Regions from separate parts of the Homo sapiens genome. Here region 2 is linked to region 1. Evidence: read pairs that join two places in POLR2A ChIA-PET (ENCODE). Cell type or tissue: A673. All regions are shown on one strand. Links, peaks and the distances in the headings refer to the core of each region. The heading gives the core; the rest is flanking DNA. Region 1 overlaps NAP1L1 (nucleosome assembly protein 1 like 1). Region 2 overlaps ZDHHC17 (zDHHC palmitoyltransferase 17).

What was found. Peaks named below come from ENCODE experiments on the same cell type or tissue, not always from the same donor. Only the 100,000 strongest peaks of a DNase experiment are listed, where the experiment ranks them.
Region 2: POLR2A ChIA-PET joins it to region 1 with 5 read pairs; 2 of 35 experiments call an interaction of 5 or more read pairs at or near these places.

The regions. Positions count from the first base shown.
Region 1 is chr12:76,065,508-76,068,440 of GRCh38, forward strand. It overlaps NAP1L1 (nucleosome assembly protein 1 like 1), which reads right to left. Exons shown (of 15, transcript NM_004537.7): 4 at 1,864-1,966. Among named protein-coding and RNA genes, the nearest start is that of NAP1L1, 18 kb to the right of the region's middle. In A673, for the core only: no CTCF peak of the experiment used is centred there; no DNase peak of the experiment used is centred there; H3K27ac peaks cover 607 bases.
Region 2 is chr12:76,783,416-76,786,348 of GRCh38, forward strand. The region is part of intron 1 of ZDHHC17 (zDHHC palmitoyltransferase 17); the gene reads left to right. Among named protein-coding and RNA genes, the nearest start is that of ZDHHC17, 21 kb to the left of the region's middle. In A673, for the core only: no CTCF peak of the experiment used is centred there; no DNase peak of the experiment used is centred there.

The DNA.
Region 1 (2,933 bases), core at 179-2,678:
AAGTTACTGGATACAAGAGCAACTTAAAAAAAAAAAAAACAGCAATCCTCTGTAAATCAAGAACAGCCAAACAGAAAATACAAAAAAGATGCTATTCACAACAGCCACACAAAATATACAGAAATTAACTTAACCAATAGACTCTATGAGGATAACTTTGAAACTAAAGACACAGAATGTGACCTGAATAATTAGAAGTATGTGGATGAGACAATATTAAAAGATATAATTCTGTAAATCTACAAATGCAATATAATTCCTATCAACGTTTTAAGGTTTTTTTGCTTGTTGACAACCCTGGTAAACTTAACTGTCAAAAATGTGGATGATTGGGGGAGAAGTATGAAAGGATGCAACCTGCCCTGCCAAATATTAAGACAACTATAAAGTCATAGTAATTAAGTATGACAATGACAAGAGACAAAGACCAATAAAACATAAGAGTGCTGCTCAAAGACAAACACGGGTGTTTACAACTTGATATGCAATGAAGGTAGGTGGTACACCTAAATGGGGGAACAATGGATTGATTAGTGAATAGTGTTTAAAAAAAAAAAAAAAACTAGCTCATGTCACTGGAGGAGGACCCAAAATAAATAAATAAATAAATAAATAAATAAATAAATAAATAAACAAACAAACAAACAAACCTGGCTCAAAAAATGAGGCAGAAAAAAAAGGAACTGGAAGCCTACGTACAACTAATACAAAGGTAGACTCTAAAGGGATTTAAGACCTAAATGTAAAAGGTGAAACTATTCAATACGAAATGTAGCAGAAACCAGGAGGGACTTCTTAAAAAGTTTCAAAAGTACAAGCCCTAGGGCAAAATATTTTACTAAAATAAAACTTAACTGTTTACCAGAGGACTCCATGGATAAATTTGTAGAAATGACACATTATTTAGAATGTCTAAAAACTGACAAGGGAATAACATTTGGAATACAAAGACTTTTGCAAAGCATTAAAAAAAAGTTGCAATCCCAACAAGAAAGTGGAAAAAGGGTACCAATGGGCAACGAAAAAGGTTCAAGCATTATGTAGAAAAGCTAAAAACTCATTAGAAATCATAAAATACAAATAAGACAAAATGAGTCCACACCTCTTAGACTGATTTAAAAATAAAAACAAAAACACTATGAAGCTGGATGGTGCCAATTGTTGGCAGACATGAAGATGAATCTATCTTCTTGCATTGAGTACAGTATTTCTGGAAATCATGCTAGAAGTTTAATACTTAAAGGCTTCCACACTCTATGTAGGTGGCAATCCCACTGCTGAGCACACATCTCAAAGAAATTCTCACACAGTTCCTTTACAGGACATGTACAAAGATGTCTATAACAATAGAATTTGTGTTGATAAATAAGTCCATCATAGGAAAAGCAGATAATAAAACACAGCGAACACATACCACAGAGAACTAGGCAACATTTAGAAGCTACTAACTATAATTAACATATAGACAGTAACTGAATGGATCTTAAAATCACAAAAAAGTTTTTTAAATGTGTAAGCTGAGTAAGATATTCATGCTATTAATAATGATTTATGTCATCAGTGAAATAAGAAATCTGTATTTCTTCTAATTCTGTGCATTTCTAACATACCTCTAAACAAATCTCTGAAATGCTCAAGATCAGTACACTTCCTATAAACTTGAACCACAATAAATAAACTTTAAAAGACCAATGCAAACAGGTGGTACTAAGCACAATTTTAAACTTCTAATAATCCTATACTGGATACTAACAGACAATAGGTTTCCACTATTGCATATCTAAATCCTAGATGGTCTTAAAAATAGATACGCCTGCAACGTTGATTATAGAAAGATAAATAAGGACTATGGAAAAGCTGTACCTTTCAATGTATCCTGTTGGTGTTTCTACCAGACCATCAAGTCTTTCTTGAAGGGCTGCAAGAATCTGAGGATTTTGCATCATCTGAACAGTTAGCTGACGTGCTTTAAAAAAAAAAGGGCATCGAAAGAAGGATTTTATGAAAATGTATTATGCTTTTTTAATAGGACAATCCAATCTCATGAAGTTTTCCTAACTGGCCCATAAATTGCTGGTATATCTAATGAGTAGAGACGGGCAGGGAAAGCTAAAGAGAATACACTAAAGGAAAACCCAATGTTCAGGAATAATTCAGATTCCTAATCTATCTCTAGTCAAGACAGTTCTCAAGGCCACTGCCACAACTATATGAACAATATCCTTTCTCTTCCTGGTATCCTGTGTTTCACCCACCTTGCATTTTAAGAAGCTCAAAGCTTCATTCAGATGCCTATCTATGACTCTTGACAGTCCTCTGAATGCAGACAACACATATCAGAAAACTGCAAATATACTGACAGTTTTAGGCCCAGGAGAAAGATGAAGTGAGTGATCTGAATGTTTATGTTTGATGCTTGTGTAATGTATTTCTATGTGTATGAATAAAGTTAATAAAGTTAATAGTTGGGACAGTCAAAGACTGTAACTAAAGCCAAACAAAATGTGGTTTTCAATGGCTTTTTAAAAACATACTCAATCCAAATATGCACTAGACTTATACAAAACAAATTACAGTACTAACCTTCTCTTCATCATCAATACAGTTATTACACAAAGTGCCATAAACTTAATTTTCCCAATTACTTTTTTTGAGGTCAATTTACTTCTGATAATAATTCAATTACTAGATGATGTACACACAGCCAGGATAACCAATACAGATTTTTAAATATCAATATTGGTCACTGAGGATACAGTTCTGTATCTGTTAAGAAAATGTTACTAAACAAAAGCTGAAGCTATTAATACAAGTTCTGAAGTCTTTTCACAATTAACTTCCATCCGGCTTAAAAATGAAAAGCTGAGTCATCTGGTACCTTAATATTCTTGGCGCAGATCTACAAGACATACCCTAAGTAGTACAATCCCCCA
Region 2 (2,933 bases), core at 198-2,697, 720 kb after region 1:
AACTATCAAACGCTTATGAAACCATCAGATCTCATAACTGTCTATTTATGAACTCACTATCATGAGAACAACATGGTGGAAACCGCCCCCATGATCAATCACCTCCCATCAGGTGCTTCGCACAACACCTGGGGAATACAGTTCAAGATGAGATTTGGATGGGGACACAGAGCCAAACCGTATCACCATGGAATACAGATTTTATCTCTTCTCACTTCTCCACTTTTATTTTCATCCTTTAATAGGCACAATAATGGTTTCCCAAAGATATCAGGTCCTAATCTCTGGAACCTATAAATGTTACCTTATCAGGAAAAAGAGTTTTTACAGAAATAATTAAGTATCTTGAGATGGAGGGATTATTTTGGTTAGCTGAGCCCTAAATGTAATCACATATATCCATATAAGAGGGAGGTGGAGGGAGATTTGAACATATACACAGAGGAGAAGGCAATGTAAAAACAGTGGAGAGAGATTTGAAAATGTTTGCCTTGATTATGCCAGAGGGCTAGAAGAGGCAAGGAACAGATTCTCCCCTAGAGCCTCTGGAGGGAGCAGAGTGTGTGGCCCTACTGACATTTTGACTTTAGTCCAGTGATGATTTTCGACTTCTGACCTCTAGAACTATAAGATAATGAATTTGTGTTGTTTTAAACCACTAAATTTGTGGCGATTTATTAGAGCAACAGTACTAAACTAAACTAGCACATATACCACCACACAACATATACAGATTTCAAAAAGTTCATGGAAAATGGGTATTATGAAAAAACTATACAGGGATTTCAAAAATTTTTTTGCACCAAAATAAACTTTTAACTAGTTGTAACATGTCTAAACCATATCTAGTTTGAGGCATTAAGGAGGATAAGACATCAGTTTGAAAAGAGCCCCTATCAGAGCAACATGAATTCTACTAAAATTGAAACAAGAACAAACATCAAATTTATGGTGAAGCTCGGGTAGAAGATGGTGAAATCATTGATGCTTTGTGAAAAGTTTATGGAGACAATGCCCCAAAGAAATCAGCAGTATATAAATGGATAACTTGTTTTAAGAAAGGATAAGATGATGTTGAAGGTGAAGCTGGTGGCAGAAGACCATCGACATCAATTTGTGAGGAAAAAATTCATCTTATTCATGCCCTAATTGAACAGGGTGGAAGATTAACAGCAGAAACAGTAACGAACACCATAGACATCTCAATTGGTTCAGCTTATACAATTCTGACTGAAAAATTAAAGTTGAGCCAACTTTCCACGAGATGGGTGCCAAAACCCTTGCATACATATTGGCTGCAGACAGGAGCAGAGTTTTTAATCAAGATCCTGAAGCATTTATTTGAAGAATTGTAACAGGAGATGAACATGTCTTTACTAGTACGATCCTGAAGACAAAGCACAGTCAAAGCAATGGCTACCAGTGGTCTACTCAAAGCAAAAGCAAAAATTCAGGAGTAAAGGTTGTGGTAACAGAATTTTGGATGCTTAAGGCATTTTGCTCGTTGACTTTCTGGAATGCCAAAGAATGACAACATCTGCTTATTATGAGAAGGCTAGCCAAAGCTTTAGCAGAGAAAAATGCCTGGGAAAGCTTTAACAGAGAGTCCTTCTCTACTATGACAATGCTCCTGCTAATTTCTCTCATCAAACAAGGACAGTTTTGTGAGTTTCAATGGGAAATCATTAGACTTCCACCTTACAGTTCTGAATTGGCTCCTTCTAACTTCTTTTTGTTCCCTAATCTTAAAACATCTTTAAAGGGCACCCATTTTTTTCAGGTAATAATATGAAAAATATTGCATTAACTTGGTTAAATTGCCAGGACCTTCAGTTTTTTAGGGTTGGACTAGATGATATCATCATTTACAAAAGTGTCTTGAACTTGATGGGGCTTATGTTGAGAAGTGAAGTTTATATTTTTAATCTTTTGATTCCATTTTTTTTGCAAACTTTTTGAAGTCCCCTCATACTCGTCACCTTACGATGGGACCACATCCCAGTAAACTCATTAGTCAGAAATGCATTTAATAGTCTGTTAAATCCATCATAAAGTTAAAAATTATAAGTTGAACCATTGTGAGTCCAGATACTTTTCTACTTATGATGGTGGTTATGTCCTGATAAACCCATCGTAAACTTGAAAAAATTATTGTTCACCATCCTTAGTCATCTGTAATAATTTATTTGCATAGCATGGGCACACATAATAGGTCATTTAATTGCCTGGGACAGGGAAGGCTATGGTGACTCTTGAATTGTGAATTGAATTGTGATTTCTAAAGGTTTGCCTGAGCCTGAGATGGGATGTGTCTTCTAAGTAGAATAGCTAACATGAGCACAAAGATACTGAGGTTTTTAAAAGTACATGACTTCTTGGAATGGCTGGTGTACGTAAATGTGTAGGATGTGTAGAAGGGAATGGTGGATACTAAAGCTGGAAAAAGCAAACTGGGACCACTTCATGAAGGATTTTGTATGATTGCCGAAATGTCCTCTCTTTACCCTTATATGTATGATTTTAAGGATTTTAAGTAAGGGAGTGATAGGGACAGTAATATGGGTAGACCATTTGTGATAATATTAATACAGAGGAAGGGACGGATTTATTTTGAGAAAAGAAGCATTGCGACTTGGTGAATATTTGAAGCTGTGGGATAAAGAATCAAGGGGGAATTAGTTTTCTTTTTCTTTCTTTTCTTTCTTTCTTTTTTTTTTTTTAAAGAGATGGGATCTTGCTCTGTTGCCCAGGAGTGCAGTGGTGTGATCACAGTTTACTGTAGGCTCAAGTGATCCTCCCACCACAACCTCCTGAGTTGCTGGGATTACAGGTGTGTGCCATTAAGCCTGGCTAATTTTTTTTATTTTTATTTTTATTTATTTTTGAGACAGAGTCTTGCTCTGTCGTCCAGGCTGTAGTGCAGTGGCACGATC